Regions from separate parts of the Homo sapiens genome. Here region 2 is linked to region 1. A link is a loop called in an ENCODE intact Hi-C map of the cell type or tissue named here. Cell type or tissue: mammary epithelial cell. All regions are shown on one strand. Each heading gives the region's core, and the rest is flanking DNA. Links, peaks and the distances in the headings are about the cores only.

Evidence for each region. Hi-C counts contacts between places; a loop is a spot of excess contacts. Peaks named below come from ENCODE experiments on the same cell type or tissue, not always from the same donor. Only the 100,000 strongest peaks of a DNase experiment are listed, where the experiment ranks them.
Region 2: a loop joins it to region 1, with 8 times the contacts of the local background. A loop is called at or near these places in 90 of 110 quality-filtered maps.

Annotation. Positions count from the first base shown.
Region 1 is chr17:4,900,729-4,917,022 of GRCh38, reverse strand. CHRNE (cholinergic receptor nicotinic epsilon subunit) reads left to right here and starts at 13,925. Exons shown (of 12, transcript NM_000080.4): 1 at 13,925-14,005; 2 at 14,260-14,402; 3 at 14,529-14,573; 4 at 14,697-14,806; 5 at 14,936-15,091; 6 at 15,398-15,498; 7 at 15,833-16,033; 8 at 16,116-16,230. The coding sequence starts at 13,960. C17orf107 (chromosome 17 open reading frame 107) reads right to left here. Exons shown (of 3, transcript NM_001145536.2): 3 at 14,089-16,294. RefSeq lists enhancers at 6,695-7,521, 7,739-7,908, 13,521-13,740, 13,930-14,571, 14,572-15,213 and 2 more and a silencer at 13,095-13,389. In mammary epithelial cell, for the core only: a CTCF peak has its summit at 13,266 (motif pointing right); DNase peaks (open chromatin) are centred at 13,482 and 13,582.
Region 2 is chr17:5,054,086-5,070,379 of GRCh38, reverse strand. It overlaps the pseudogene LOC100421332. Among named protein-coding and RNA genes, the nearest start is that of ZFP3-DT, 16 kb to the left of the region's middle. RefSeq lists enhancers at 7,299-8,059, 14,532-14,826. In mammary epithelial cell, for the core only: a CTCF peak has its summit at 7,801 (motif pointing right); no DNase peak of the experiment used is centred there.

The sequences.
Region 1 (16,294 bases), core at 11,295-16,294:
AGAGGCTTGAGACCAGCCTGGGCAACATAGTAAGACCTCATCTCTGCTAAAAATGAAAACAAAAATAAATCAGCCAGGTATGGTAGCAGGTGCCTGTGGTCCCACCTACTCGGGAGGCTGAGGTGGGAGGATCACTTGAGCCCGGGAGGCGGAGGTTGCAGTGAGCTGAGATTGCACCACTGCAGTCCAGTCTGGGTGACAGAGCAAGACAACTGCCTCAAAATAAATAAATAATAAAATAAAATAAAATAATGAATTAATAAATTAAAATAAGAAACTGGGGGGCGATGTGAGTCCCAGACATTAGCATTTTTGCTAAGATTTTATTTTTATATAATTTAAAACTTACAGAAAAAAATACCAGAATAGTACAAAGAACTGCATGCCCTCTTCCCAGATTCACCATGTGTTAACATTTTGTCTCATTTGCTTGATCATATTGTCTTTCTCCCTCTTGAGTGTTTTTTTCTGGAACCATTTGAGAACAAGCTGAAGACATTATGTTTCTTTACCACTAAATATTTCAGTATGTGTTTCCTAAAACAAAGACATTTCCTTATATACTACAGTGCAGTTATTAATTTTAGGAAATATAACATTGATACAATACTCACATCCAATCTACAGTCCATAATCCCATTTAGCCAATTGTCCTAAAATGTCCTTGACGGTTGTTGTTTTTTGCTTTTTTTCTTTCCTGTCCAGAATCCAATCCAGGGCCATATCACTTTAATTTGCTTTAGTTCCTTAACCTGTCTTTATTTTTCATAAATTTGACATTTTTGAAAATTATAGTCCAGTAATTATGTAGAGTTTCCCTCAATTTGTCAGATGTTTCCACAAGGTTGTATTTGGGTTATGTTTTTCTGGCAGGAATATTACACCAGCGATCTTTCTTGGTGGGTCCTATCAGGAAACACATTATATCAATTTCACCCTTAATGGGGATGTTAACTTTGATCCTTTGGTTAAGGTGGCATCCGCCATGTTTCTCCACTGTGGAGATTCTGTTTTTTTACTTTGTAACTAAGGAGCACTTTCGTGGAGAGATACTTTGATACTATGTAAATATCTTGTTCCTTCTCAATCTCTGGCCTATATCCTGCAGCATCCACTGATAATTTTTTTTTTTTTTGAGACAGAGTTTCACTCTTGTTGCCTAGGCTGGAGTGCAATGGCGTGATCGTTGATCGTGGCTCACCACAACCTCTGCCTCCCTGGTCCCGGTTCAAGCAGTTCTCCTGCCTCAGCCTACTGAGTAGCTGGAATTACAGGCACGCGCCACCACATCCAGCTAATTTTTGTATTTTTAGTAGAGACGGGGTTTCACCATGTTGGCCAGGCTGGTCTCGAACTCCTGACCTCGTGATCCGCCTGCCTCGGCCTCCCAAAGTGCTGGGATTACAGATGTGAGCCGCCGTGCCTGGCTATCCACTGATAATTCTTGCTGGAATTAATTCCTGTCATGATGACAGAAAAACTTTCCTTTAAAAAAAAAGTGATTTAGCTGACTCTGAGCACATTGTCTATGGGTTAGCTCTGTTCTCCGAGAAGCAACAACAACAAAAATAGGCTGGGTGCAGTGGCTCACTCCTGTAATCCCAGCACTTTGGGAAGCGGAGGCGGGTGGATCACTTGAGGACAGGAGTTCAAGACGAGTCTGGGTAACACAGCAAAACCCTGTCTCTACTGAAAAATATTTTTAAAAATTAGCCTGGTGTGGTGGTGCATGTCTGTAATCCCAGCTATGCTCAGGAGGCTGAGGCACAAGAACCCCTTGAACCTGGGAGGCAGGGGTTGCAGTGAGCAGAGATCTCGCCACTTGCACTCCAGCCTGGGTGATGGAGCGAGACTCTGTCTAAATAAATAAAAATACAAAAATTAGGCCTGGCACGGTGGCTTACATCTGTAATCTAGCACTTTGGGAGGCCGAGGTGGGTGGATCACCTGAGGTCAGGAGTTCGAGACCAGCCTGGCCAACATAGTGAAACCCCATCTCTACTAAAAATGCAAAAATTAGCCGGTCATAGTGGCACATGCCTGTAGTCTCACCTACTCCGGAGGCTGAAGCAGGAGAATTGCTTGAACCCAGGAGGCAGAGATTGCAGTGAGCTGAGATCGTGCAACTGCACTCCAGCCTGGGTGACAGAGCAAGACCCCATCTCAAAAATAAATAAATAAATAAATGCAAAAAATAAAAAGTGATTTAAAAGCCAGGGGCGATGGCTCATGGCTGTAATTCCAGTACTTTGGGAGGCTGAGGTAGGAGGATTGCTTGAGTCCAGGAGTTTAAGACCAGCCTGGGCAACACAGTGAGACCCCGGCTCTACAAAGAAATTTAAAAATTAGCTGGGTGTGATAGTGTGGACCTGTAGTCTCAGCTACTCCGGAGGCTGAGGTGGGAGGATCACTTCAGCCTGGGAGGTCAAGGCTGTGGTGAGCTGTAATGGTGGCACTGCAGCCTTGGCAACTCTGTGAGACCCTGTCTCAAAAATAAATAAATAAATGTATACATAAATAAGTGATTTAAGTTTATTCCTTTTTCTTTGTAACCAAAAGAGTCCACCTAAAACAAAACAAAAGTTGGAATCAAAAGTGGGTTTCCGTGGAAGTGATCCTGAGTCCGATAAGGATCCTGAGTCCGATAAGGAGCCTGGATAGTTGAAGTAGAATGTTTCTATCCAAGGTTTGCATGAGAGAGTCACTAATTAATCTGTCACCTGGGGGATCTTGGACTTTAAACATGGGCACTGTTAGCAGGCATTTGGTCAATTGGTGGCTTTAGCTCTGGGTCAATTCCAGGAGAGAAAGTGTATTTTGAGCTTTCTAGACTGGATTAGTTACTGTATTATAAATTCCTAGGGCACCTTGCCAAAGCTGTTCTGCTACTTTGTTTTAATGTCTGTCTGTCCCTCTGGATGGCAGACTTTGGAACAGCAGGCACTCAGAAGCATGGCCCATGTTCTAAGAGGCAGGAGCTGCTCCATGCATTGGGAGAAGATTGAAAACATTAAATAAGGAACCTCCTTGGGCTTTTCTCTCTGTCTCATGTCTCACTTTTATAAGCGTCCTCTGATGTCTTTCTTTTTTTTTTTTTTTGAGACAGTCTTGTTTTGTCGCCCAGGCTAAAGTTCAGTGGCATGATCTTGGCTCACAGCAACCTCCACCTCCTGGCTTCAAGCGATTCTCCTGCCTCAGCCTCCTGAGTAACTGGGATTACAGACACCTGCCACCATGCCCAGCTAATTTTTGTATTTTTAGTAGAGATGGGGTTTCACCATGTTGGCTAGGCTGGTCTTGAACTCCTGACCTCAAGTGATATGCCTGCCTCAGCCTCCCAAAGTGTTGGGATTACAGGCCACTGCGCCCAGCCTAAAACAACGTTTGAACATTAGAATTAAGAATTTTTTTTTTGTAGAGATTGGGGGGTGTCTCACTATGTTCCAGGCTGGTCCAGAACTCCTGAGCTCAACCTATCCTTCAGCCTTGACCTCCCAAAATGCTGGGATTACAGATGACAGCCACCTAACTCAGATACCACTTTCTTTTTAAATATAGACTTCCCGGGCCAGGTGCGGTGGCTCATGCTTGTAATCCCAGGAGGCCGAGGCGGGTGGATCAGCTGAGGTCAGGAATTTGAGATCAGCCTGACCAACATGAAGAAACCCTGTCTCTACTAAAAATACAAAATTAGCTGGGCATGGTAGCATATGCCTGTAATCCCAGCTACTCGGGAGGCTGAGGCAGGAGAATCACTTGAACCCAGGAGGCAGTGAGCCGAGACTGCACCATTGCACTCCAGCCTGGGCAACAAGAGTGAAACTCTGTCTCAAAAATAATAATAATAATAATAAATAAAAATAAAAATAGACTTCCAGCTGGGCGCAGTGGCTCACGCCTGTAATCCCAGCACTTTGGGAGGCCGAGACCGGTGGATCACGAGGTAAGAAGATCAAGACCATCCTGGCCAACATGGTGAAACCCCATCTCTACTAAAATACAAAAAATTAGCAGGGTATGGTGGCGCGCACCTGTAGTCCCAGCTATTTGGGAGGCTGAGACAGGGGAATTGCTTGAACCTGGGAAGTGGAGGTTTCAGTGAGCTGTGATCACGTCACTGCATTCCAGCCTGGGCAACAGAGACTCTGTCTCAAAAAAAAAAAAAATTAAAAATTAAATAAATAAAAATGGACTTCTATTTACTTTTAGTATTAATAGTATAAATAAGTATTGGTAGTAGGAGCATTAAAAGTCAAGCCAGCCATGGTGAAGTGAGGCTGCAGTTGATGCTACTCAGGAGGCCAAGGCAGGAGGATCATTTGACCTCAGGAGTTTGGGACCAGCGTGGACAACATAGCATAGCGAGACCCTGTCTTGATGAAAAAGTTAAAAAATTAGCCAAGTATGGTGGTGTGCGCCTGTGATCCCAGCTATTCAGGAGGCTGAGGCAGGAGGATCATTGAGCTCAGCAGGTCGAGGCTGCAATGAGCCAAGACTGCACCACTGTGCTCCAATCTGGGTGACAGGTGTACTTGCTGTTTTTTTTTTTTTTTTTTTTTTTTTGAGACGGAGTCTTGCTCTGTCACCAGGCTGGAGTGCACCGGCACGATCTTGGCTCACTGCAACCTCTGTCTCCTGGGTTCAAGATATTCTCCTGCCTCAGCCTCCTAAGTAGCTGGGATTACAGGCACGTGCCATCACACCCAGCTAATTTTTGTATTTTTAGTAGAGATGGGGTTTCACCATGTTGCCCAGGCTGGTCTCGAACTCCTGACCCCAGGTGATCCGCCCACCTTGGCCTCCCAAAGTGCTGGGATTACAGGTGTGAGCTACCGTGCCCAGCTGTAATTACTTCTTGCCTCCTTTCTGTTTGGGATTCCCACCTCATCAAACTGTTTAGGTACTGGGAGTTCTTAGTAGTTTTTCTCTGATATTGAATCCTTTCCTCCTGAACTTTGAACATCAGCTGGACCCTCTTCTGGCTTCTGCAGCGGCATCATCTCTGCCACCACCTTCTCTCTTTCTGAAGGCAAGCCCACAATGTGGTGGAAACTGCCCGTGAACGCAGCATCCATTCTTTGCTGATATGGGGATTCTCCTTCTCGATTCATTCTCGTCTTCTGCCTCTGCGCTGAAGTGAGAAGCAGATTCGAGATCTTTTCTTTTCTGTTTTTATTTTTTATTTGTTTTATTTTTTTTATTGCAGCAGAGGCTCACTCTGTTGCCCAGGATGGAGTGCAGTGGCGCAATCTGGGATCGCTGCAACCTCCACCTCCCAGGTTTAAGCAATTCTCCTGCCTCAGCCTCCTGAGTAGCTGGGATTACAGGCACGCACCACCACACCCGGCTAATTTTGTATTTTTAGTAGAGATGGGGTTTCTCCATGTTGGCCAGGCTGGTCTTGAATTCCTGACCTCAGGTGACCCGCCCGTCTCGACCTCCCAAAGTGCTGGGATTACAGGCGTGAGCCACCGCGCCTGGCTGAGATCTTTTCTAACAAGATGAACGGTATGGACTCTCCTTCCTGTACTGGTAAGTTGCAAGGACTTTTGTTTTCTCTTCTTTACCCAAGTTTGTGGAGAGATTGCCTCCTGGGGAGGGTGAGTGCTTAGCCCTGGCCCTGGGGCCGCCCTGGTGGCCTCCCTCTCCTCTTTCTCTCCATCTCCCCCTCCCCCACCCTCCACATTTTTATCCCTCTTTGAAATCACTTTGGAGTTTTTACCATTTTTGTTCATCTCTTTCCTAGGCACCAGCCCCCTTCTGCTCTGGTGTGCTGTTCTCCTCCAAGTCCAGATCTTCCTCTCTCCCGGGGTTTCTCACCGTTTCCCCACGGTGCCCAGGTTTTGTCAGCTCTTCATGGCTTTCTGTGAGGGCTTCATAAATACAGCAGAGATGTCACTGGTTACAGACATTTTCTCCCAGTTTGTTGTTTGCTTGCCTTTCGTTTCATAGTTTTTGCCCTACAGAAGTTGATGTATTTTTTCTTTTTCTTTATGGTCTCTGATTTGGGCTCTAGGGAAAGGAAGGAAGGCCTTCTTTCCTCTGAGATACTAATTAGTTCATTAATTCTTGTTTGGTCTATGACTTTCTTGGCTTCAGTTTTTTTTTCTTTTTCTTTTTTTTCTGGTCTCAAACTCCCTACCTCAGGTGATCCGCCCGCCTCAGCCTCCTAAAGTGCTGGGATTACAGGCGTAAACCACCGCACCTGGCCTCAAGTGGAACGCTTTACTTTTCTTTTTCTTTTTGTTTTTATTTCTGTAGAGATAGGGTTTCGCCATGTTGCCCAAGCTAGTCTTGAACTCCTGGCCTCAAGCAATCCTCCCACCTTGACCTCACAAAGTGCTGGGATTACAGGTTGGAACCACCACCCCTGACCTGAAAATTCTTTGGTTTTTTTTTTTTTGTTTTTTTTTGTTTTTTGAGACAGAGTCTCACTCTGTCACCCAGGCTGGAGGGTGCAATGGTAGGATCACCACTCACTGCAACTTCTGCCTCCCAGGTTCAATTGATTCTCCCCCATTTCCACTTCAGCCTCCTGAGTAACTGGGACTACAGGTGCATGCCACCAACCGGACTAATTTTTTTTTTTTTTTTTTCCTGAGACAGAGTCTCGCTCTGTCGCCCAGGCTGGAGTGCAGTGGCGTGATCTCGGCTCACTGCAAGCTCCGCCTCCCGGGTTCACGCCATTCTCCTGCCTCAGCCTCCCGAGTAGCTGGGACTACAGGTGCCCGCCACCACGTCCGGCTAATTTGTTGTATTTTTAGTAGAGACGGGGTTTCACTGTGTTAGCCAGGATGGTCTCCATCTCCTGACCTCGTGATCCGCCCACCTCGGCCTCCCAAAGTGCTGGAATTACAGGCGTGAGCCACCCTGCCCTCCCTGAAAATCCTCATATATTAAGCCAAGAAAAGGGAGATATATTGGAAAGAGGCTGAGTTTCCTCATTCCATCAAAGGACTTGTGGGCAGCCAGCCTGTAGCAGCTCTGCTGGGCCTCAGGTATTCCTGGGGCGGGGCGGGAACGCTGAGGCGCATTCTTGTCTCTGCTCGTCTGCGTCTCAGCTGCATTCTCTCTTACACACGTAAAAAACGAGGAATGAACATGGCAGCCCATGCATCCAGGTTTCATAGCTTGTGGCAGCAGAGACAGACTGCTTTCCTGTGTTTTGTTTGAGAACATTCCCAGGGAAGGGACTTTCTTTGGCCTGGCTTGGGTCAGGTGTCCTCCTGAGACCAGTCCACTCTGGCCAGGGGTGGGCTGTCTCCGTTCCAGGCAGATCCTCTGGGCCCACAGGATTGGAGACGGACAGTTCTCAGAAGAAGGGAAGGTGCTGGAAGATAAAGCACCCGTGACTTCATGTATTTCCCTCATACGGGCTCGTGCCTGTAATTCCAGCACTTTGGGAGGCCGAGGCGGGTGGGTCGCCTGAGGTTAGGAGTTCGAGACCAGCCTGGCCAACATGGTGAAACCCCGTCTGTACTAAATATACAAAAATTAGCTGGGTGTGGTGGTGCGGCCTGTAGTCCCAGCTACTCGGGAGGCTGAGGCAGGGTAATCGCTTGAACGCGGGAGGTTGCAGTGAGCTGAGATTGCGCCACTGCATTCCAGCCTGGCCAGAGAGGGAGACTCCGTCTCGAAAAAAAGAAAATAGAAATCCGGGTCTACTACACCTCCCTGCTCTGGTTCAGCTGAACCTACTTCTGTCCACAAATCAAGAGCAGGTCTTTGTGTGGAGTGGAGAGGGGGCCCTCCTCTGGCCAGCCTGGGGATATTTGTGCTGTGAGGGCACTGAAGGCAGAGAGGCCGCGGCCTGGCAGCCTGGCCGCTGGAGTCAGCTGCAGCTGTTCTGCGCTGCTAGCCAGAAGCCGGCAGGCGACGGGAGTGGCTTCCTGTTGAGCTAGTTCTTTTGGGTCTTACTTGGAAGTCAAAGCATCCCGGGGTGTGTGTGTCTGTGTGTGTGTCTGTGTGTGTGTGTGGGTCCATGCCTGTGTCTGTGTGTATGTGTGTATCTGGGTCTGTGTGTGTGTGTGTGTGTCTGGGTGTGTGTGTGTGTGTCTGGGTGTGTGTGTGTGTCTGTGTTTGCGTGTCTATGTGTCTGTGTCTGCGTGTGTCTGTGTGTATCTGCGTGTGTCTGTGAATGTGTGTGTGTGTGTGTGTCCGTGGCTGTGTGTGTGGCTGTGTGTGTGTCTGTGTTTCTGTGTGTGTTTGTGTGTCTGTGTCTGTGTGTGTGTGTGTCTTTGTGTCTGTGTCTCTGTGTGTCTGTGTGTGTGTCTGTGTATCTGTGTATGTGTGTGTCTCTGTGTGTGTGTGTGTGTGTGTCTGTGTGTCTGTGTGTCTGTGTGTGTAGGGGAATTGTCAGGCAGCCCATTCAGGTTCTGGGGAATTTTCATTATGAAAATACGAACCATCAGCCCTGGCTAGCAGGCCTGTGCCTGACTCCACTAACTCGGCAGGAAGTCTCAGCCCCCGAGGCAGTCCTCACTGTGAGCAAACCAAACCTAGACAAAGACGGTGGCTGAGCGTTGCTCCCAGCGCTGGCAGGAACGGTGGCTGAGCTTTGCTCCCAGCACTGGCAGGAACGCACTGCTGTGATGTGGGAAGTGGCAAGAGCCCCTTCCGGAAACTCCTCCAGCATGAGGAGCAAGGCAAGCCCCTGGGATGCACTGGTCACTCACAAGTTGCAGCTCCAGCCCCTGGCTCTCAGGTGAATGCGGTCTATGTGTGAGGCCCATGGCCACTGCAGCCTTCCAGGAATGAGGATTTCTACTCACTGTAACCCGCACCTCTCCTATGCAGGTTGTTGGCTCAAATGTAGTTTTGTTAACTATTGCATTTTATTATTATTATTATTTTGAGACAGAGTCTCACTCTGTCACCAGGCTGGAGTGCAATGGCACGATCTAGGCTCACCGCAACCTCTGACTGCCTGGTTCAAGGGGATTCTCCTGCCTCAGCCTCCCGAGTAGCTGGGATTACAGGTGTAATCCCCTGGCTAATTTTTTGTATCTTTAGTAGAGACGGGGTTTCACCATGTTGATCAGGCTGGTCCCAAACTACTGACCTCGTGATCCGCCCGCCTCGGCCTCCCAAAGTGCTGGGATTACTGGTGTGAGCCACCGTGCCCGACTAAGTTTTCTATTTTTAGTAGAGACAGGGTTTCACCATGTGGGTCAGGCTGGTCTTGAACTCCTGATCTCAAGTGATCCACCTGCCTTGGCTGCCCAAAGTGCTGGGATTACAGGCACGAGCCACCTCACCCAGCCCACTATTGCATTTTCTATGTTGTGGGGTGTGTGTGTGATGTATTGTTTATACATGATGTAGTTGTGGTGCTTAAGTTGAGGATTTAGCCCATCATTTGGAGAATGGATGGAAATCAGACCTGAGTGAAACTACTTAGAGCAGGGGACACTGGACTCTGGGCTGAGAGTGTTTTTTTTTTTTTTTTTTTTTTTTGAGACTGAGTCTTGCTCTGTCACCAGGCTGGAGTGCAGTGGCGTGATCTTGGCTCACTGCAAGCTCCGCCTCCCGGGTTCACGCCATTCTCCTGCCTCAGCCTCCCGAGTAGCTGGGACTACAGGCGCCCGCCACCATGCCCGGCTAATTTTTTTTTTTTAATTTTTAGTAGACACGGGGTTTCACCATGCTAGCCAGGATGGTCTTGATCTCCTGACCTCGTGATCCGCCCGCCTCGGCCTCCCGAAGTGCAGGGATTACAGGCGTGAGCCCCCGCGCCCGGCCCGGAGTGTTTTCTTGAAGGACCCTTGCCATAATCACTTTTTTTTTTAATTCCCCCAATCATTTATCCTTTAAGTTACCAACCATGCAATTACACTCTTAAGTTTTTTTTAACATGTACAATGAAATTATTATTGACTACAGTCACTCTGTTGTGCTATCAAATAGTAGGTCTTATTCTATTTTTTTTGTACCCATTAACCATCCCCACCATCCACCTACCTGCCCACTACCCTTCCCAGCCTCTGGTAACCATCCTTCTACTCTCTATGTCCATGAGGTCAATTGTTTTGATTTTTAACTCCCACAAATAAGTGAGAACATGCAATGATTGTCTTTCTGTGCCTGGCTTATTTCACCTAACATAATGATCTCCAGTTCCATTCATGTTGTTGCAAATGACAGGATCTCATCCTTTTTTATGGGTGAATGGTGCTCCATTGTGTATATGTACCACATTTGCTTTATCCATTCATCTGTGTTTTTCTTTTTTCTTTTTTTTTTAAACAGTTTTCTCTCTTGTTTCCCAGGCTAGGATGCAGTGGCATGATCTTGGCTCACCATTCATCTGTTTTTTAAAATTTTATTTATTTATTTACAGATGAGGTCTCACTATATTGCCCAGGCTGGTCTTGAACTCCCAGGCTCAAGCAATTCTCCTACCTCAGCCTCCCAGTGATGACCAATGATGCTGAGCACGTTTTCTTATACCTGTTTGGCATTTGTGTGTCTTATTTTGAGAAGCGTCTATTCAAATCTTCTGCCCTCTTTTTGATCAGATTATTAGATTTTTTTTCTCATAATCACTTTTTGAAGCAAGATTTCAAGTTTGAATCCTGCTGGGGAGGATAGAGTGAATTTATATTAACTGTATTAATTTATGTATATTTCATATATTTGTATATATTTCAGCTCTAGCAGTGAGAATGGCATCCTGGCAGGCCGTTTTGGGAGCTAAACATATAGGAGAAGTGGGCTGGGTTGCTAGAGGGTGAATTACCAGACATGTGGTGTCAGGGCCTGCCACACCCACTATCCATCCTAAACAAGGCAGTCTTAGGCCAACCCCATGATCCTTCTTCAGTGTTGGCACCCCAAGCCCTCAGAGCATCAGGCAGTAGCAACGGGAACAAAAGTGCTGCCTCTGCAGAGAGAAGCCAAGAAGTTGGTCTGGGGCTAAGACCATGGTGAAATGATGCACAGGTGACGAGAAAGCAGAAACTACACAGTAGAAAGGGGACATGCAAAGTAGGGGGAATGGGCAGTGCTGACGAAGTGAGAGGAGCAGAGAGCGGACAGAGCGGCAGAGACAGATCAGGAGACAGGCTCTGGAGCTGCCTTGGCCTCTGACACTGGTCTAGTAAGTTCCAGTCCATGTGCAAGACTACAGGAAACCTAGGAGAAACTTCATTTTTTTGTTTTTTGAGATGGAGTCTCACTCTGTCACCCGGGCTGGAGTGCAGTGGCACGATCTCGGCTCACTGCAACCTCCGTCTCCCAGGTTCAAGTGATTCTCCTGCCTCAGCCTCCCGAGTAGCTGGGATTACAGGTGCCAGCCACCACACCCAGCTAATTTTTGTGTTTTTAGTAGAGATGGGGTTTCACCATGTTGGCCAGACTGGTCTCGAACTCTTGACCTCAGGTGGTCCACCTGCCTTGGCCTCCCAAAGTGCTGGGATTACAGGTGTTGAGCCACCGCATCCAGCCGGAAACTTCATTTTTTTGAGATAGGGTCTCGCTTGTCACCCAGGCTGGAGTGTAGTGTGATCGTAGCTCACTGTGTCCTTGATCTCTTAGGGTCAAGCAATCCTCCCGCCTCAGCCTCCTAAGTAGCTGGGACTACAGGCATGCACCATGATGCCTGGCTAATATTTTTTGTTGTTGTTTATTTATTTTTGTAGAGATGGGGGGTCTCACTGTGTTGCCCAGGCTGGTCTTGAACTCCTGGGCTCAAGTGATGCTCCAGCCTCAGCCTCCCAAATAGTTAGGATTACAGGCATGAGCCACTGTGCCTGGCCAAAACCTTGCTTTTCTGACAGATCTGATTCACCCTAGCTACAGATTCTATAGCACCTGTTTATTTTTATGCTTCTCATAGTCTGGCATCACTGGCTGTTGATAGGTCTCTGTCATTAGATGATAACTCCTTGAGGCTTGTTTTATCCATCTCAATAACCGTAGCACTCGGCCCTGTAAGGGGGAACTTTGTAGGTGTCCACTGATGTTTGAATAAATATTTGCATTTATCACAATTCTTGTCCCAAGCCTTGACGCGGAAGCTCTGGAATAAGCAGCAGCACAGATTTGAGACTTAGTCCATGTACCAGCCACATGCAAAGAGGTAAGCTGGGTCAAAGAGACCCAGAAAGGGAGTCTGAAATGGAAATCGTGGGGTTGATAAGGCAGCAGTGGAAACAGAGGCTTTACACAAGTGTGGGAAATGGACTAGGAGGACACTCTGTTATTTGATGTGTCCTCGCTTGTAACATGGAGGTGATTATGACCTACCTCATAGGTGGGGGAAGGAGACCCAAAGGTGATGGACCCGAAAGTGTTTTGTGAAGGGTAAAATAAACACAGGTGTGCGAGATCAATAGAGTTGATTGATAAGTCTCATGCATTATTGCCAATCTACTTGTGTGACCCTGGATCCCGACCTTAGCATCCCCTTTCATGTATTCAGGACAGTGATCATTGCTTTGCTGGACTGCTGTGAGGAAATGAGATGTAAGCAGAAAATATGCTTAGGCCAGCCCCTCCTACCTCACGAGGAACACCTGGACAGTTTCCTAAAAATACAGATTCCTGGCACCCTAGTCCCGAAATCATAATTCTCTGGGAATGGAGCCTAGGAATCTGAATTTAAAATAAGCACCCCTCCAGGTGATTAGAATGGTTCAAGAAGGCTTTAAAAAACACTGAGGCCGGGCGTGGTGGCTCACACCTGTAATCCTAACCCTTTGGGAAGCTGAGGCAGGAGGATCGCTTTAGCCCAGGAGTTTGAGAGCCGCAGTGAACTATGGTGGTGCCACTGTACTCCTGTCTGGGTGACAGAGTGAGATCCTGTCCCCCCACCCCCTGCAAAAAACAAAAAACAAAAAAAGAAACAGAAAAACAAAAAACATCGAGGCTGGGCGCGGTGGCTCACGCCTATAATCCCAGCACTTTGGGAGGCCCAGGTAGGTGGCTCACGAGGTCAGGAGATCGAGACCATCCTGGCTAACATGGTGAAACCCCATCTCTACTAAAAAATACAAAAATTAGCCGGGCATGGTGGCATGCGCCTGTAGTCCCAGCTACTCCAGAGGTTGAGGCAGGAGAATCGCTTGAACCCGGGAGGCGGAGGTTGCAGTGAGCCGAGATCATGCCACTGCACTCCAGTCTGGGCGCCAGAGCGAGACTTGGTCTCAAAAAAATTTTTTTTAAAAAGGAACATCAAAAGGATCTATTAAGGTGTCATCAGGTGTGTGTGTATGTGTGCACGTGTGTGTTTAGGAGAGTAGGATGGGAAGACGGTACTATCATCTGTGACCACAAGGTGGCAGCAGGGATAGACAAGGAGAAACAAGTCTCCCACCCAGAGGGGCTGGGCATGGGCAAACCTGGCGATCAGGTTGTGGAAGGAGGTGGGTCCTTTACATGATCTCCTTTGCTAGATGGAATCTCTGTACCGCAGGGCTAATCCCCTGTGACCACCTGTCTCTTTATCAGGTCTTTATGGAGACTGTTTTTTGCCACTCTGTCGGCAAGAAAGGCATTGTGAGCTTGGGTGGTGATAGTGTGTGTTCCACATGGGTGAGAATGGGAGGCAAGGGGTGTGTCACATCCCCAGATGTGTTCATCAGTCAGGGTCACCTACACAGGGCAGCTTACTCAAAGGACAACAGTGCCTGCTGAAAGCAGTGTCTCCCACCCCCTGCTACTAGAATTGTGGTTGCAGGTGCCTCTCAGGAGACGCCCACATCTGTGGCTGGGGAGTTGGCCAAATACCAGGCAAAGGACGCTGGGCTGGGGCGGGGCAGGGGCAGGAAACACAGGATGGGGCAGCTGCCTCTGGAAGCAGCCAAAATGTCCCCAGCTGCAGCAGGGGTGAGCAGAGGATTAGGTGACAGTCCCCTAACAGCCCGGAACTAACACCCTCCTCCCCCTCACACAGGCACCCTGGCATGCCCCCTCCAAGCCTGCCAGAGCTCAGAATAACCCTGAGAACCACGCAGCAGGATGGCAAGGGCTCCGCTTGGGGTCCTGCTCCTCTTGGGGCTTCTCGGTACGGACAGGGGCTAGAGGGGCAATTGGACACACACAGATACTGACATGAAGGGACTGGGAAGACAAAGACAGAGACCAAGATGGAGACTTAGACACAGTATTTCGTTCCCAGGCACAGCATAATTGGTTTAGGAGACAGATACTGATAGTACACAGCCTCAGAGGCCTGTGAGGACCCAGGGGAGGCAGAGGGGAGAGAGGTGCTCCAGCCTCTTCATTGCCAATGACCCTTCCTTCTTGACCCCATCGCAGGCAGGGGTGTGGGGAAGAACGAGGAACTGCGTCTTTATCACCATCTCTTCAACAACTATGACCCAGGAAGCCGGCCAGTGCGGGAGCCTGAGGATACTGTCACCATCAGCCTCAAGGTCACCCTGACGAATCTCATCTCACTGGTAAGCTACCCCCACCCTCATCTTAAGCCAAAAATCCCACTTCTGGCCCCAACCGCTGAGCTCTGTCCTAAAGCTCACTTCTGGCCCTGAAATCTCACTTCAATCATCCCCATCTCCCATCTGCAGAATGAAAAAGAGGAGACTCTCACCACTAGCGTCTGGATTGGAATCGTGAGTCAAATCTGGGGAATGGTGTGAGGTCTTGTCCAGGGCACCCCTTTTCCCCCAAACCCCTCCCAGGCAGCGCCAGGTGGGAGATGCAGGGCACGCGGCCTTCCATCCCCCACCCCTTAGGATTGGCAGGATTACCGACTCAACTACAGCAAGGACGACTTTGGGGGTATAGAAACCCTGCGAGTCCCTTCAGAACTCGTGTGGCTGCCAGAGATTGTGCTGGAAAACAAGTGAGAACCGGGCCAGACGCCAGGCTGGAGGGAAGCCGGCCTGGGGTGCGGGCTGGACTTGGTTGGGGAAGGGGGTACTCTGAGAGGGTGCAGACCTGTGCAAAAAGCTCGGTTTCCCCGAGCCCACAGTATTGATGGCCAGTTCGGAGTGGCCTACGACGCCAACGTGCTCGTCTACGAGGGCGGCTCCGTGACGTGGCTGCCTCCGGCCATCTACCGCAGCGTCTGCGCAGTGGAGGTCACCTACTTCCCCTTCGATTGGCAGAACTGTTCGCTTATTTTCCGGTGGGAAGAGCTACTCCGAGGCCCGGACGATTATTGTTGGGGGGGGGCCTTATGGGGCGGGGCCAACCGGGAAGCACCGCCCTCGGGGCGGGGCTTCGCGCTGGAGGCGGAGCCAGGCGTAGGCACTGGGTGGGACGCTCCAGCGCGGCCGGAGGTACAGATGGGAACAGAGGCGTGCGGGCTGGGCTTGGGTGAAGGGGTGGGCTTGGGATCGCGGCCCCGCTAGATCCCAGCTTCCAGGGCTGGGCCTGAGGCCGGGGCCCAGGTCAGAGCTTCTGGGGTGGGCTCCCGGCCCTGGCTCCGCAGCTCTCAGACGTACAATGCCGAAGAGGTGGAGTTCACTTTTGCCGTAGACAACGACGGCAAGACCATCAACAAGATCGACATCGACACAGAGGCCTATACTGGTGAAGCCCCTGCCTGCTCAGAAAAACCCGCTTCTAGACGGGGTCCAGAGAGGGGACTTCCACGGTGGGCTTGCCCCGGACCAACGACACTGGAGGATGACTTCCACAACTGGGTTTAGCTTACCCCTGTCCTGAAATCATTCTCGATTGTTACTCTAGTCCTGCCTTCTGGCTTTCCATACCCTCAACGAGAATGCCCTTTTCTGTCCGTAATTGCCCCCATCCTGACGGCCCATGACCCTGGTGCAGACAGCCGCAGCCTCCTCTTCAGCCCGCTGTCAGCTCGGCGGGCGCCCCGCTCTGACAGCCAGCTGACCGTGCCCCCGTCCCGCAGAGAACGGCGAGTGGGCCATCGACTTCTGCCCGGGGGTGATCCGCCGCCACCACGGTGGCGCCACCGACGGCCCAGGGGAGACTGACGTCATCTACTCGCTCATCATCCGCCGGAAGCCGCTCTTCTACGTCATTAACATCATCGTGCCCTGTGTGCTCATCTCGGGCCTGGTGCTGCTCGCCTACTTCCTGCCGGCGCAGGGTAAGCAGTGGCCCCGAACCTACCCCCAAACCCGGGCTCGCTCCCGGGAGGCGGGGCCCGCTCTCACTGGCTCTCCCTCCAGCCGGCGGCCAGAAATGCACGGTCTCCATCAACGTCCTGCTCGCCCAGACCGTCTTCTTGTTCCTCATTGCCCAGAAAATCCCAGAGACTTCTCTGAGCGTGCCGCTCCTGGGCAGGTGAAGCCGGAGCCCCCGCGGGGGTGTGGCCAGTGTGAAGGGTGGGGGCGTGGCCAAAACCCAG
Region 2 (16,294 bases), core at 4,780-9,779, 160 kb before region 1:
GAGGCCAAGGCAGGCAGATCACCTGAGGTCAGGAGTTCGAGACCAGCCTGGCCAACATGGTGAAACCCCCGTCTCTATAAAAATACAAAAGTTAGCCAGATGTGATGGCGGACGCCTATAATCCTAGCTACTTGGGAGGCTGAGGTATGAGAATCGCTTGAACCCGGGAGGTGGAGGTTGCAGTGAGCCAAGATCGCACCACTATACTCCAGCCTGGGTGACAAAATGAGACTCTGTCTCAAAAAAAAAATAAAAATAAAAATAAAAACATCTTCAGGGAACTACTCAGTCCTCCAACAAGATTCCTTCTCAGTGATGCACCTTTGTCCTTGGGCTGACGCCATCCTCCATACCCCAGTTACTCACTCTTCATACTGTTGTTTTCCATTAGGCCACACACCTGCCCACAATGCTATCCTTGTTCCCACTGCGACTACAAACCATAACTGTGATGATACCTCAGGACCTCTCTCAAATAAAGGGTCCCTTTGTTTCTGGGGCTTAATTCTGTTGCCAACAGCCACAGATTCTCTCTCCGGACAAATCTCGGGATCATGGCCTTCCTCCCTCATTCAAACTCACTCTACCATCTGCAGTAGTGAGTCATTCAAACCATGGTTTTTGATTTCACTATTTTAATGCCATATAAGAAATCTTGAGGTATAGATCTCACACAGGTGAGCAAAATATAGGCTTTGAGTTTGGTTTAAAACAACAATAACAAAAAAAATCCAAACTTTATATGTACCCAACATAGTTTACAAAATCCTCTCATATGTGTTAACTATGGTCAGAGTCCCTTGAAGCTTAGACTGTCTATGGCAACTGTAGATAAGGTATTTGCAGGCAAGGGAGGCCAGAAGTTTAGTGACATGTCAAAGTTTACTCAGATCGAGGCTGGGCGTGGTGGTTCACACCTGTAATCCCAGCACTTTGGGAGGCCAAGGCAGGTGGATCACCTGAGGTCAGGAGTTCAAGACCAGCCTGACCAACATGGAGAAACCCCGTCTCTACTGAAAATACAAAATTAGCTGGGTGTGGTGGCGCATGCTTGTAATCCCAGCTACTTGGAAGGCTGGGGCAAGAGAATCGCTTTAACCCAGGAGGCAGAGGTTGCAGTGAGCTGAGATTGCGCCATTGCACTCCATGCGGGGCAACAAGAGCAAAACTCCGTCTCAAAAAAAAAAAAAAAAGAAGAAGAAGGGAAGAGGTCAGGATTTGCACCTATATCTGCCGATTTCTCATCAGGCTCTTCTCACTACAACCTGATAGCCTTCCTAAAGTCCCACTTAACACACAATCTGCCTCTGCTCCTTTATGGGACCCTGAAGATTCCCAGGCCTGTTTTGCTACTGTTTTTGTTTTGGAGGTTTTTGTTTGTTTGTTTGTTTGTTTTGAGGCGGAGTTTCACTCTTGTTGCCCAGGCTAGAGTGCAATGGCATGATCTCAGCTCACTGTAACCTCTGCCTCCCAGGTTCAAGGGATTCTCCTGCCTCAGCCTTTCAAGTACCTAGGATCACAGGTGCCTGCCACCATGCCCGGCTAATTATTTATTTATTTTTTTTAGGAGAGATGAGGTTTGCCATGTTGGCCAGGCTGGTCTTGAACTCTTGACCTCATGTGATCCACCTGCCTCAGCCTCCCATAGTGCTGGGATTACAGGTGTGAGCCACCGCACCCAGCCTTGCTACTGTTTTGACCATTATTCAGCTAATGGTCAAGATGTGTCCAATTAAATTTTTTAAAATTAATTTAATTTATCATTTTTTTAAAAAAAGACAGGCCTCACCATGATGCCCAGGCTGGTCTCAAACTCCTGGCCTCAAGTCATCTTCCTGTCTCAGCCCTCCAAAGTAACAGGATTACTGTGAGCCACCACACCCAGCCAAAAAAATTTTTCATAAACTACTCAGTCTTCCAACAAGATCCCTTCTTTATGATGAAATCTTTCTCATAGTCAGCTAATGGTCAAAACAGGAAACTTCAAATCTAACATTCAGCAAATCCACATTTGCCTTATGTGTGCATAAAGCATCCCCCTTCTACCAAAATAAAACCCTGTACAATGATGGCGTTTGGGTTACTTAGCTGGCTTCAATACTTGAGTTACTTTAAGACCTCATTCGAAACAAGCACACGCACAAAGCCATCTTGAGTCCTCTCTTCTCACTCCAACCACTCCTCCACTGCCCTTCCTGACTCTTAGCATTTGAGTTAAGTTGACTTGTTGTAGCTTGCGTTGTCTTGTGAGAATATTTGTTTTTCCTTTTTTTTTTAATTTTTTTGAGACAGAGTCTTGCTCTGTTGCCTAAGCTGGACTGCAGTGGCGTGATTTCGGCTCACTGTAACCTCTACCTCCTGGGTTCAACAATTCTGCCTCAGCCTCTCGAGTAGCTGGGATTACAGGCACCCGCCACCACGTCCAGCTAATTTTTGTATTTTTAGTAGAGACGGGGTTTCACTATGTTAACCAGGCTGGTCTCAAACTCCTGACCTTAAGTGATCCACCCACCTCAGCTTCCCAAAGTGCTGAAATTACAGGCGTAAGCCACCATGCCCAGCCATTATAAGAGTATTTTCCATCTCCTCACTCAGTTCTCCACCCTTAGGCATTGCACCTGTGGCACAGAACTGACCAGAGATGGTCTGTACAGGTTGACTGACAAATGCTTACATGGGGCCGGGGCAGTGGCTCATGCCACCCAACATTTTGGGAGGCCAAGGCGGGTGGATCACTTGAGGTCAGGAGTTCAGCACCAGCCTGGCCAACGTAATGAAATCCCATCTCTGCTAAATCCCGTCTTTGCAAAAAATACAAAAAATAGCCGGGTGTGGTGGCACAGGCCTGTAATCCCAGCTACTTGGGAGGCTAAGGCAGGAGAATCACTTGAATCTGGGAGGCAGAGGTTGCAGTGAGCCAAGATCACACCATTGCACTCCAGCCTGGGCAACAAGAGCTAAACTCCATCTCGAAAAAAAAAAAAATCCTTATATGGAAAGTCTTCTGAGATTACCTCGAATTTTAACAGTGACCTTCAAGAAACAGTACCTTAACACAGAAGTCTAATGGCAGGAATTTTAGGCACAGGGTAAAAGTGGTAAAAAGAGCAAAGTAGCCAGCTGACTTTTCAGAGCCCCTCACATCACATTAGATCAATAGGTTTTCTTGGTTGGTTTTTTGTTTTGTTTTATTCTGTTTTTAGACCAAGTCTCGCTCTGTCGCCCAGGCTGGAATGCAGTGGCATGATCTCAGCTCACTGCAACCTCTGCCTCCCGGGTTCAAGCGATTTTCCTGCCTCAGCCTCCCAAATAGCTGGGATTACAGGCGCCCACCACCACACCTAACTAATTTTTGTATTTTTAGTAGAGACAGGGTTTCACCATGTTGGCCAGGCTGGTCTCAAACTTCTGACCTCAGGTGATCCACCTGCCTCAGCCTCCCAAAGTGCTGGGATTACAGGTGTGAGCCACCACACCCGGCTTTTCTTTGAGACAGAGTCTCACTCTGTTGCCCAGGCTAGAGTACAGTGGTGTGATCTTGGCTCACTGCAGCCTCCACCTCCCGGGTTCAAGTAATTCTCCTGCCTCAGCCACCCAAGTAACTGAGATTACAGGCGTGCACCACCATGCCCAGCTAATTTTTGTATTTTTAGTAGAGACAAGATTTCACCATGTTGGCCAGGCTGGCCTTTAACTCCTGACCTTAAGTTATTTGCCCACCTCAACCTCCCAAAGTTCTGGGATTACAGGCGTGAGCCAGCCCCCACCCCCGGCCTCAATAGTTATTTGAATTCAACTTCTGTGTAGGATTGGATGAAAAACACTGACTGACACTAGAGTCCACAATTTTTTTTTCTTTCTTTTTTTCTTTTTTTTTTTTTTTAGAGATGGAGTCTTGCTCTTTTCCAGACTGGAGTACAGCGGCGCAATCTTAGCTCACTGCAACCTCCGCCTCCCGGGTTCAAGCAATTCTCCTGCCTCAGTCTCCTGAGTAACTAGGACTACAGGCTCATGCCGCCACGCCCAGCTAATTTTTTGTATTTTAGTAGAGACGGGGTTTCACCGTGTTGCCCAGGCTGGTCTCGAACTCCTGAGCTCAGTCAATCCACCTGCCTCGGCCTCCCAAAGCACTGGGATTACAGACGTGAGCCACCACGCCCAGCCTCAATAGTTATTTGAATTCAACTTTTTTATAGGATTAGATGAGAAACAATGGCTGACACTAGAGTCCACAATTTCTATATAATATCTGAAGGTCAGAGATCCAAAATGCAGAAACTAGATGACTGACTTATGAGACTGGTTGATCTTGACTGTGGATATTAGAAAACTTAAAATAGGGGAGACTTTCAAATGGAATTGAGGTGAAGTATGTGTGCAACCAGTGTAAGGAGCAGATGTTTGCAGATATTTCTTTTATTTTTATTTTTGAAACGGAATCTCACACTGTTGCCCAGGCTGCAGTACAGTGCTGTGATGTGGGCTCACTGCAGCCTCCAACTCCCAGGCTCAAGTGATCCTCCCGCTTCAGCCTCCTGAGTAGCTGGAGCTATAGGTGTGTGCCACAATGCTCCGCTAATTTTTTGCATTTTTTGTAGAGGTGGAGTCTCCCTGTGTTGCCCAAACTGATCTCAAACTCCTGGGCTCAAGCAATCCTCCTGCCTCTGCCTCCCAAAATTCCAAGATTACAGGCAGGAGTCACCATGACAAGCCTGCAGATATTTCAAATCCATCTGGGTTTCTGCTTCTCCTCATCTTTCTTGTCTCATTAGACATACCTTTTAAACTCTATTTGGCATTTCCTTATTTTTCCATAGGGCCACCCCTGAATCAGCAATTTTGTAAAGTTGTACTCAACCGATGCTCAAAACTAGACTCTTCTCCACTTGTGATTGAGCATGTAATTTGACCTAACAGTGCTGGACCCAAGGAAGTTGAGATTGTTCTTGGCAGTGTCTTTGGTGCCAAAATGTTGGAAGAATCTGGGCCCATTTCCAGCACTAATGGGCAATTGTTGAAAGTCACCAGATCCCACAAGGGTAAAAGCAGCATTACCAGCAGAGATGGACAAACATGTCCAAACTGGGTAAGCAGGTGACATCTCCCATCATCCTAATAATCACTGCTTAATATGGGATGTGGGTTGTAAGAATGACAGGAGACGGGCTGAACCCAGAGGGGCTGGGCTGTGCGGAGACGGATATAAATGATTGTATTAGGACTTTTCAAAATCAAGGGAATTCCCTTCTCTTGACAAGGACTAGGTGTTAAATTATGCAATGCAGTGGACATTTCAGCCTTCTCAGAGAACAAAGAACAGTTCTGCCCCTTTAGTCTCTACTCAAAACAATTGCACCCAACATTCACATATTATTTTGTTTCAGCCCAGCCTTCAGCTTGTGTGACTGGCCAACTGCCCTAAAATCATCTAACACATGAATTCTTTTTATTTTATTTTTATTATTTATTTATTTTTTTTCTTTTGAGATGGAGTTTCACTCTTGTTGCCCAGGCTGGAGTGCAGTGTCACAATCTCGGCTCACTGCAACCTCTGCCTCCTGGGTTCAAGCGATTCTCCTGCCTCAGCCTCCCGAGTAGCTGGGATTACAGGTGTGCACCACCACGCCTGGCTAATTTTTGTATTTTTAGTAGAGATGAGGTTTCTCCATGTTGGTCAGGCTTATTTAATCTCAATTACCTCCTTAAAGGCCTTATCTCTAAATACAGTCACATTTGGGATTAAGGCTTCGACATATAAATTTTGGGGGAATGCAGTTCAGTCTGTAACACCATGCCTCACCCCAGATCAATTAAAATTTGGAGGAGGAGGCTGGGAGCGGTGGCTCACGCCTGTAATCCCAGCACTTTGGGAGGCCAAGGTGGTGGTATGCAACTGTAGTCCCAGCTACTCAGGAGGCTGAGGTAGGAGAAACACTTGAACCCAGGAGGCGGAGGTTGCAGTGAGCCGAGATTGCGCCACTCACTCCAGCCTGGCGACAGGGCGACAGTGTGAGACTCTGTCAAAAAAAAAAAAAAATTTGGAGAAGGAGGGCAAGCATTGGTACCTTTTCTTTTTTCTTTTCTTTTCTTTCTTTTTTTTTTTTTTTTTGAGACACGGTTTCACAGTGTTGCCCAGGCTGGAATGCAGTGGCATGATCACAGCTCACTGCCTCCCATCTCAGCTACCTGAGTAGCTAGGACCACAGGCATGCACCACCATGCTCAGCTAATTTTTTTTTAAATTTTTTGTAGAGACAGGGGTCTCACTATGCTGCCCAAACTGGTCTGGAACTCCTGGGCTCAAGCAATCTGCCCACCTCGACCTCCCAAAGTGCTGGGATTACAGGCATTAGCCACCGTGCCCAGCCAGCATTGGTACTTTTAAAAGAGTTCTCCAGGCTTGGCCAAGCATGATGGCTCATGCCTGTAATCCCAGCACTTTGGGAGGCTAAGGCAAGAGGATCACTTCAGGTCAGGAGTTTTGAGACCAGCCTGGCCAACATGGCAAAACCCAGTCTCTACTAAAAATACAAAAATTAGCCAGGCGTGGTGGCAGGCACCTGTAGTCCCAGCTACTCGGGAGGCTGAGGCAGGAGAATCGCTTGAACCTGGGAGGAGGAAGTTACAGTGAGCTGAGATGGTGCCACTGTAGTCCAGCCTGGGCGACACAGTCAGACTCCATCTCAAAAAAAAAAAAAAAAAAAAAAAAAATGAGCCCTCCGGGGTTAAGAACCACTCATAAAGCATGAGCTTTGAAGACAATCCCACACTCCCCTTGGGCTTCTGCTATTTCCCATGTACCTAGGAAAGTGCCCTGAGCTCTGAGTTTAGGTTCCTCTCCTATAAAATGGGAGTACTATTAGCACACAGGGTTCATGTGAGAATTAAATGAGATACTGCAGACAAAGCACTTCACACCTGCCAGGCTGTCGCAGGTACTATACAATGGCAGTTCCCACTCAGCTACTCCTGCCATGAAGAAGGAGACAGAGAGATTTTCCTGAGGCAGCAGGCAACAGTTGGAAGAAAAGGGGAGCAGGAAAGGGTGTTTGTGTGAGGAAGGTTATCCTTTGCGTGAGGAAGCACAATTAAGTAAACTGAATGTTGAAAGAGAACAAGAGGCTGGGCGTGGTGGCTCAGGCCTGTAATCCCAGGACTTCGGGAAGCTCAGGTGGGCGGATCACCTGAGGTCAGGAGTTGGAGACCCATCTGGCCAACATGGCGAAACCCCGTCTCTACTAAAAATACAAAAAATTAGCCTGGCGTGGTGGTGCACGCCTGTCGTCCCAGGTACTCGGGAGGCTGAGGCATGAGAATTGCTTGAACCCGGGAGGCAGAGGTTGCAGTGAGTCGAGATCGCGCCACTGCACGCCAGCCTGGGCGACATAGCAAGACTCTGTCTGAAAAAGAAAAGAAGGCCAGGCACAGTGGCTCACGCCTATAATCCCAGCACTTAGGGAGGCCAAGTCAGGTGGATCACGAGGTCAGGAGTTCAAGACCCGCCTGACCAATATGGTGAAACCTTGTCTCTACTAAAAATACAAAAATTAGCTGGGCATGGTGGTGCATACCTGTAGTCCCAGCTACTCAAGAGGCTGAGGCACGAGAATCGCTTGAACCCGGGAGGTGGAGGTTGCATAGAGCCGAGATTGCGCCATTACACTCCAGCCTGGGCAACAGAGCGAGACTCTGTCTCAAAAAAAAAAAAAGAGAAGGAGATATGTTTACAGATTTAGGCGTCTTCTTCCCTACTCGGGAATAAAGAGGCAGTTTTCTTGCTGGGCATCAGGTGGCGCCAGCAACCTACAGACAAGAATTTCAACTGTGGCCGGGAAAGTGGATGAGGAAGGACAGTTGAGTCCCAGGTCTCCCTGATGCAGCTGCCACTTTGTCTAGACAGAGAGTCTTCAATCATTTGTCTAAATTTCAGTTAACCCATGAAATTCAGTATGTGGACTAATCCACCTCCTCTAGATTTTTTCTAATTATTTTGATATCAAGAGATATGTATAAACATGCATACTCTTATGTTTGTGGTGTTTTCTTAGACTGGCCGAAGATATTCTCTTTCATTGCAGTCATAGGATTATTCCCTGAGACGAATTATTTGATATTGTCATAAAGATTGACCTAGGCCAGACAGCATTTACCCATCTGTTACATTCAAACAGTTTCTCTCTGATATGAATTATCTGGGGTAGAGTAAGGCATGAACTATAATTGCAGGACTTCCAATATTTATGTCACTCACAGGTTTTCTCCCCAGAGGTAATTCTTTGATGTGGACGAAGATTTGAGCTCTGATTAAAGGCTGACCACATTCAATAAATTATGGGATTTCTCTCCTGAGCAAATTCGGTGATGTAGAATAAGATGAGGATTCTGAGGAAAGGCTTTCCTGCAGTCTTTACATTCAAAGGATTTCTCTTCTAACATGAAGTCTCTAGTAAGGCTAAATTATAGCTAAATATTTACCTGCACTCCTTACTTTTTTTTTTTTTTTTTTTCCTTGAGACAGAGTTTCGCTCTTGTTGCCCAGGCTGGAGTGCAATGGCGCAATCTCGGCTCACTGCAACCTCCACCTCCCGGGCTCAAGGAGCTCTCCTGCCTCAGCCTCCCGAGTAGCTGGGATTACAGGCACGCACCACCACGCCTCGCTAATTTTTTTTTGTATATATATATATTTTTTGTTTGTTTGTTTGAGACAGAGTCTCGCACTGTTGCCCAGGCTGGAGTGCAGTGGCATGATCTCAGCTCACTGCAAGCTCCGCCTCCGGGTTCACGCCATTCTCTGCCTCAGCCTCCCGAGTAGCTAGGACTACAGGCACCCACCACCACGCCTAGCTACTTTTTTGTATTTTTAATAGAGACGGGTTAGCCAGGATGGTCTCGATCTCCTGACTTCGTGATCTGCCTGCCTCGGCCTACCAAAGTGCTGGGATTACAGGCGTGAGCCACTGCGCCAGGCCATTTTTTTCTATTTTTAGTAGAGATGGAGATTCACCATGTTGGCCAGGCTGGTCTCAAACCCCTGACCTCGGGTGATCCGCCCATCTGGGCTTTCCCAAAGTGCTGGGATTACAGGCGTGAGCCACTGCATCTGGCCGACACTCCTTACTTTCACAGGGTTTTTTTCCAATGTGAATTGTGTGATGTTCAGTAAGACCTAAGCTCTAGCTGAAGGCTCTTCCACACTCGACGCCCTTACAGGGTTTTCCCCCCAAATGAATTATCTGATGTTGAACAAGTTGAGATCACCACCTGAAATATTTTCCAGCCAGGGGTGGTGGTTCTTTCCTGTAATCCCAGTACTTTGGGAGGCCGAGGCAGGAGGATGACTTGAGCCCAGAATTTCCAAACCAGCCTGGACCACATAGGGAGACCCTGTCTCTACAAAAACTAAAACAATTAGCCAGGCATGGTGGCACGCACCTGTAGTCCCAGCTACTCGGGAGGCTGAGGTGGGAGGATCGCTTGAGCCTGAGGGGTCGAGGCTACAGTGAGCCATGATCATGCGACTTTACTCCAGCCTAGGCAACAGAGCAAGACTCTGTCTCAAAAAAATGTTCCCACATTTATTACATTCATAAGTCTTTCTACTATGAATTCAACAATATCTAATGAGCTCTAACTTCCCTTTGAAAGTGCTCTCACTGCTGGGCGCGGTGGCTCACACCTGTAATCCCAGCACTTTCGGAGGCCAAGGTGGGTGGATCACAAGGTCAAGAGTTTGAGAACAGCCTGGCCAATATGGTAAAACCCCATCTCTACTAAAAATACAAAAATCAGTGAGCATGGTGGTGGATGCCTGTAGTCCCAGCTACTCAGAAGGCTGAGGCAGGAGAATCACTTGAACCCGGGAGGCAGAGATTGCAGTGAGCAGAGATCGCACCACTGCACTCCAGCCTAGGTGACAGAGCAAGACTCCATCTCAAAAGAAAAAAAAAAGTGCTCTCACATCTACTCTGTTCATAGGATTCTTCCATAATATGAATTCTCTGATTAGAGTATAGCGTTATGGACTGAATATATGTGTTCCCAAAAAATTCATACGTTAAAGACCCAACTCATGGCATGGCTATATTTGGAATAATTAATTGGAAGTAATTAAGGTTCAATGAAGTCATAAATTTGAGGCCCTGGCCAGAAGCAGTGGCTCAGACCTGTAATCCCAACACTTTGAGAGGTCAAGACAGGAGGATGGCTTGAACCATGGAGTTTCAGACCAGCCTGGGCAACATAGTGAGATGCCATCTCTACAAAAAATTTAAAAATTAGCTGGGCATGGTGGTGCATGATTGTGGTCCCAGCTACTCAGAAGGCTGAGGTGGGAGGATCCCTTGAGCCAAGGAGACCGAGGCTACAGTGAACCATGATCACTGGAGCCAAGGAGACTGAGGCTACAGTGAACCATGATCGCTGGGCTACTGCACTGCAGCGTGGGCGACAGGGTGAGACCCTGTCTCAAAAAAAGAGATGAAGAAGAAGGAGAAGGAGAAGAAGAAAGAAGAAAGAAGGAGAAGGAGATGGAGATGGAGAAGTAGAGGAAGGAGGAGAAGGAGGAGGAGGAGGAGGGGGGAGGAGGGAGGAGGGAGAAAGGAAGAAGGAGAAAGAAGAGACACCAGAGAGCTCTCTCATCCTCTCCCTTTCTCCCTCCCTCTCCCCAGCACTCCCCTAACTGCCCCACCACCACCTCCCCATAACCTGCACACTTGCACAGAGGAAAGGCCACGTGAGGACATAGCGAGAAGACAGCCATCTGCAAGCCAAGCAGAGAGCCTTCCCCAGAAACCAAATTGGGTGGAACCTTGATACTGGACGTCTACCCTCCACAGCTGTGAGAAAATAAATGTCTGGTTTAAGCCACCCAGACATGGGTGCCTGTGTCCTTGAGACAGAGGAAAAATGATGACATGGTATTTCATCATGGCAGCCTGAGCAAACTAATACATATGGTGTTAATTTTCTTTGCCACGTATGTCACGTTTTCACCTAGCTCACTGGTAAAGATTTTTTTTTTTTTTTTTTTTTTGAGACAGAGTCTCACTCTGTTGCCCAGGCTGGAGTGCAGTGGTGCGTGCAGGGGTGTGATCTCGGCTCACTGCAACCTCCGCCTCCTGGGTTCAAGCTATTCTCCTGCCTCAGCCTCCTGAGTAGCTGGTATTACAGGCGCACTACCAAGCCTGGCTTTTTTTTTTTTTTTTTTCAGTAGAGACGGGGTTTCACCATCTTGGTCAGGCTGGTCTTGAACTCCTGACCTCGTGATCAGCCCGCCTCAGCCTCCCAAAGTGCTGGGATTACAGGCATGAGCCACTGCGCCGGGCAAGATTATTTTTAATGATACAACTTTGTTGGGGGCAGGGGTGGGAGGTAAGAGCACTTGTTCATTGTTAGAGGATTGCAAATTGGTACAAATTACAGGGAGAGCAAATCTTCCCAAAGGTAATAGTCATGCACCCTTTGACTGAGCAAATCCACTTCCCAAACGTATTCTGCAGATACTCTTGTCTGTAAATTTACATGAATACAAAGTTATTCGGTGCAACGTTGTTCATAACACCAAATAGTGTGAAACAGTTTAAATGTATCCACAGGGAAGTGGTTTAATTAATTAAGATACACCCATAAAATGGGTTAACAGTCAGGGTGGCTCATGCCTGTAATCCCAGCACTTTGAGAGGCTGAGGCAGGTGGATCCTTTGAGTCCAGGAGTTCGAGACCAGCCTGGGCAACATGGTGAAACCCTGTTTCCACACAAACAAAAATATAAACATTAGCCGGGCGTAGTGGTGCTTGCCTGTAGTCCCAGCTACTTAGGAGGCTGATGTGGGACGATCAGTTGAGCCCAGGAGGCAGAGGTTGCAGTGAGCCAAGATTGTGACACTGCACTCCAGCCTGGGAAACAGAGCAAGAACCTGTCTCAAAAAAAAAAAAAAAAAAGGCTGGGCGTGGTAGCTCATGCCTGTAATCCCAGTACTTTGGGAGACCGAGGTGGGTGGATCACCTGAGGTCGGGAGTTCAAGACCAGCCTGGCCAACATGGTGAAACCCTGTCTCTACTAAAAATACAAAAATTAGCTGGGCATGGTGTCACATGCCTGTAATCCCAGCTACTTGTGGGGCTGAGGTAGGAGAATCGCTTGAACCTGGGAGGCAGAGGTTGCGGTGAGCTGAGATCATGCCATTGCACTCCAGCCCGGGCAACAAGAGTGAAACTCTGTCTAAAAAAAAAAAAATTAGCTGGGCATGGTGGCACGTGCCCGTTATCCCAGCTACTCGGAAGGCTGTGGCAGGAGAATCGCTTGAACCCGGAAGTCGGAGGTTGCAGTGAGCGGAAATCGTGCCATTGCACTCCAGCCTGGCGATAGAATGAGACTCTGTCTCAAAAAAAAAAACAAAAAAAAACATAAAAAAGTGGTTCCCAAAAACACTGTGGCTTCCAAAGTGGGAACCAACAGGGCAGGACAGCCTGTGTCCTCAACAAACTCGGAAATTTGTGCTGGGGGAAGGAATATTGGGTCATCACAAGAGAAACCAATGGGGTTAGTGGCAGGACTGAACAAAGGATAAAGCAGTGATGATTCTTTTCAACAGGGAAGTTCTCAGTGTGGGCAGCCTGTGGATTCAGTACTCTCACCTATCCCTGACCTGCCTTTAGGGGCTGTGGCCCTTCCTACCATATGCCCTCCCTACCTGCCGCTTTGCCCTTTGGCCATTTCTTCTCTTCTTGTGTTTCTTTCCCACTTCTACTCTTATTTCTCTCTTCCTCTCAACTTTTTCTTCTTCCTAGAAGGTTTGTGTTTTTTTTTTTTTTAAACTGGTGAAGTTCTATGCTGAAAATCACAGAAGGTTTAGAGTTCCCTAAGGGCCAAAAGGATTGCTGACTCTTACTAAACTTAGTAACCTTAAACGAAATTTGAATCCACTAGAGGAGCCTAGTAAAAATCAATCAAATGGATGGGCGCGGTGGTTCACGCCTGTAATCCCAGCACTTTGGGAGGCGGAGGCAGGCAGATCACGAGGTCAAGAGATCGAGACCATCCTGGCTAATATAGTGAAACCCCGTCTCTACTAAAAAGACAAAAATTAGCCAGGCGTGGTGGTGCGCGCTTGTAGTCCCAGCTACTCGGGAGGCTGGGGCAGGAGAATTGCTTGAACCCGGGAGATGGAGGGTGCAGTGAGCTGAGACCACACTACTGCACTCCAGCCTGGCGACCGAGCAAGACTCCGTCTCTAAAAGAAAAAAAAAATCAGTCAAACATATTTTAAGATCTCTGCATTTATTGAGCACACTGGAGTTACACTCAGTCTAATGGAAGAGGTGGACATGTAAAATCAAAGTTATCTGAAGTAAAGTACTTAATATAATGCTCTGCATGCTCAGAGCACTACAGGCACGCGCCACCTTGCCTGACTAATTTTTGTATTTTTTTGTAGAGACCGGGTTTCACCATGTTGCCCAGGCTGGTACAGACTGTAGTTAAGAGTATATATATCCGTAGGCTGGGAGCCGCGGCTCACGCCTGTAACCCCAACACTTTGGGAAGCCAAGGCAGGTGGATCACTTGAGCTCAGGAGTTTGAGACCAGCGTGGGTAACATGGCAAAACTCCATCTCTACTAAAAATACAAAAATTAGCCGGGCATGGTGGTACCCACCTGTAATCCCAGCTACTCAGAAGGCTGAGGCACGAGAATTGCTTGAACTCGGGAGGCAGAGGTTGCAGTGACCCGAGATCATGCCACTGCACTCCAGCCTCGGAGACAGAGTGAGGCTAAAAAAAAAAGTATATATATATTAAATATTATATTTGTTATGTATATATAACAAATTTGTGAACCTGAACAAGAAACTGACAGCAGTAAAAGAAACACAGACCAGGCTGGGCGCAGTGGCTCACGCCTGTAATCCCAGCACTTTTGGATGCCGAGGGGGACAGATCACCTGAGGTCAGGAGTTAAAGATCAGCCTGACCAACATGGAGAAATCCCATCTCTACTAAAAATACAAAATTAGCCGGGCGTGGTGGTGCATGCCTGTAATCCCAGCTACTCGGGAGGCTGAGGCAGGAGAATCACTTGAACCCGGGAGGCAGAGGTTGTGGTGAGCCAAGATCACACCATTGCACTCCAGCCTGGTCAACAAGAGCAAAACTCCAAAAAAAGAAAGAAAGAGGCCAAGTGCGGTGGCTCACACCTATAATCCCAGCACTTTGGGAGGCCGAGGCAGGCGGATCACGAGGTCAGGAGATCAAGACCATCCCGGCTAACACGGTGAAACCCCGTCTATACTAAAAATGCAAAAAAATTAGCCAGGCATGGTGGCGGGTGCCTGTAGTCCCAGCTACTCAGGAGGCTGAGGCAGGAGAATCACTTGAACCCGGAAGCAGAGGTTGCAGTGAGCCGGGATCGTGCCATTGCATTCCAGCCTGGGTGACAAAAGCGAAACTCTGTCTCAAAAATTAAAAAAAAAAAAAAAAAAAAAAAAAGGAAAAGAAAAGAAATGAAAAAGAAAGTGAAGGGGAGAAAAGCATCTGTAAAAGCCCAAGGGTGGTAGGATGAGAGCTCGTTTCCCTGTGCACCTGGGGATGCACACTCCCCTGGAGGACCAGGGAGGCGCCCTCGTCCTCTTAGGGCCACTCTAGGTGAGGAGAAGGAACCGTCTATTGTCCTAGAAAGGCCGATCCTCTCTAGGCTTCCAAATCGATGGTGAGCTGGAAGAGTGGTGATGCGGCTCATCTTCAGAGCGCTTTCTTGTGCTGTCGTTGTCCTCCAGAGAAGAGGTTGGGGGCTGTGCAAGATGGGACAATGACCACCCAGGGTAGGCCCATGTCATAGTATGGCAGTGCCGAGGCCTTAAAAATCTATGGTTTTTTGTTTTTTTTTTTGAGGTGGAGTTTCGCTCTTGTTGCCCAGGCTGGAGTGCAGTGGCGCGATCTTGGCTCACCGCAACCTCCACTTCCCGGGGGTTCTAGCAATTCTCCTGCCTCAGCCTCCTGAGTAGCTGGGATTACAGGCATGCACCACCATGCCCGGCTAATTTTGTATTTTTAGTAGAGACGGGGTTTCTTCATGTTGGTCAAGCTGTTCTCGAACTCCCGACCTCAGGTGATCTGCCCGCCTCGGCCTCCCAAAGTGCTGGGATTACAGGCGTGAGCCACCACACCCAGCCAAATGCTGAGTTCTTATCATGAGTGATGATGATGAGTTATGGCTATTTCGAGCTGCTAGAGGCCTGCCTTTTTTTTTTTTTTTTTTTTTTTTTTTTATTGTAATGCAGGACGGGAAATGCAACAAACAGCCTCCATGTTCTTGCTGTCTGGGGATGGTATGAGACGTATTCCTTCCTCAGGGCCTTTGCATATCCTATTCTCTCTTCCTAGAATGCTCTTCCTCCAGAGCCCTTATGTCTCTTTCACCTCTTTTATACTCTACCCAAAAGTCTGCCATCCTATCTAATAGTTCAGTGTCCTACCTCCCTCCAGTCACACACTTTATAGCCCCCTTTCTCACTTTATATTTTCTAAACAGTTGTCTTTGTTTTGTTTTGTTTTTGTTTTTGTTGTTTTTGTTTGAGACGGAGTCTCGCTCTGTCACCCGCACGGGAGTGGCTGCTCCTGCATCCTCCACCTCCTGGATTCAAGCGATTCTTCTGCCTCAGCCTCTCAAGTAGCTGGGAATACAGGTATGTGCCACCACATCCAGCTAATTTTTGTATTTTTAGTAGAGACAGAGTTTTGCCATGTTGGCCACGCTGGTTTCGAACTCCTGACCTCAGGTGATCCACCTGCCTCAGCCTCCCAAAGTGCTGGGATTAAGACATAAGCCACCACGCCCGGCCCGTACTACATATTTTATTTACTTTTTAAATTATTGTTTTGTTTTCTCCTCTGATTGTATAATTCACGAGGGCAGGGATTATTGTTAGGTTTTTTTTTTCACTGCTCTGTCCCCAGAGCCTAGACCCACACTATCTAGGTACATACAAATATAGAGAATGAGGGCCTACAGTGGAACACAGGACTGTGAAGTAGGTCCTGGGAAAGATACAAAGAGGTGTGAGATGTTACCCTTGCCTAAGAGGAGTTACAGATGAGGTGAAGTCAGTACACTTAGGGGCACCCACCTCAAATGAAAAGTGAAATCTGGCCGGGTGCAGCAGCTCATACCTGTAATCCCAGAACTTTGGGAGGCCAAGGCAGATGGATCACCTGAGGTCAGGAGTTCGAGACCAGCCTGAGCAACATGGTGAAGCCCCGTCTCTACTAAAAAAAAAAAAAAAAAAAAAAAAAAAAA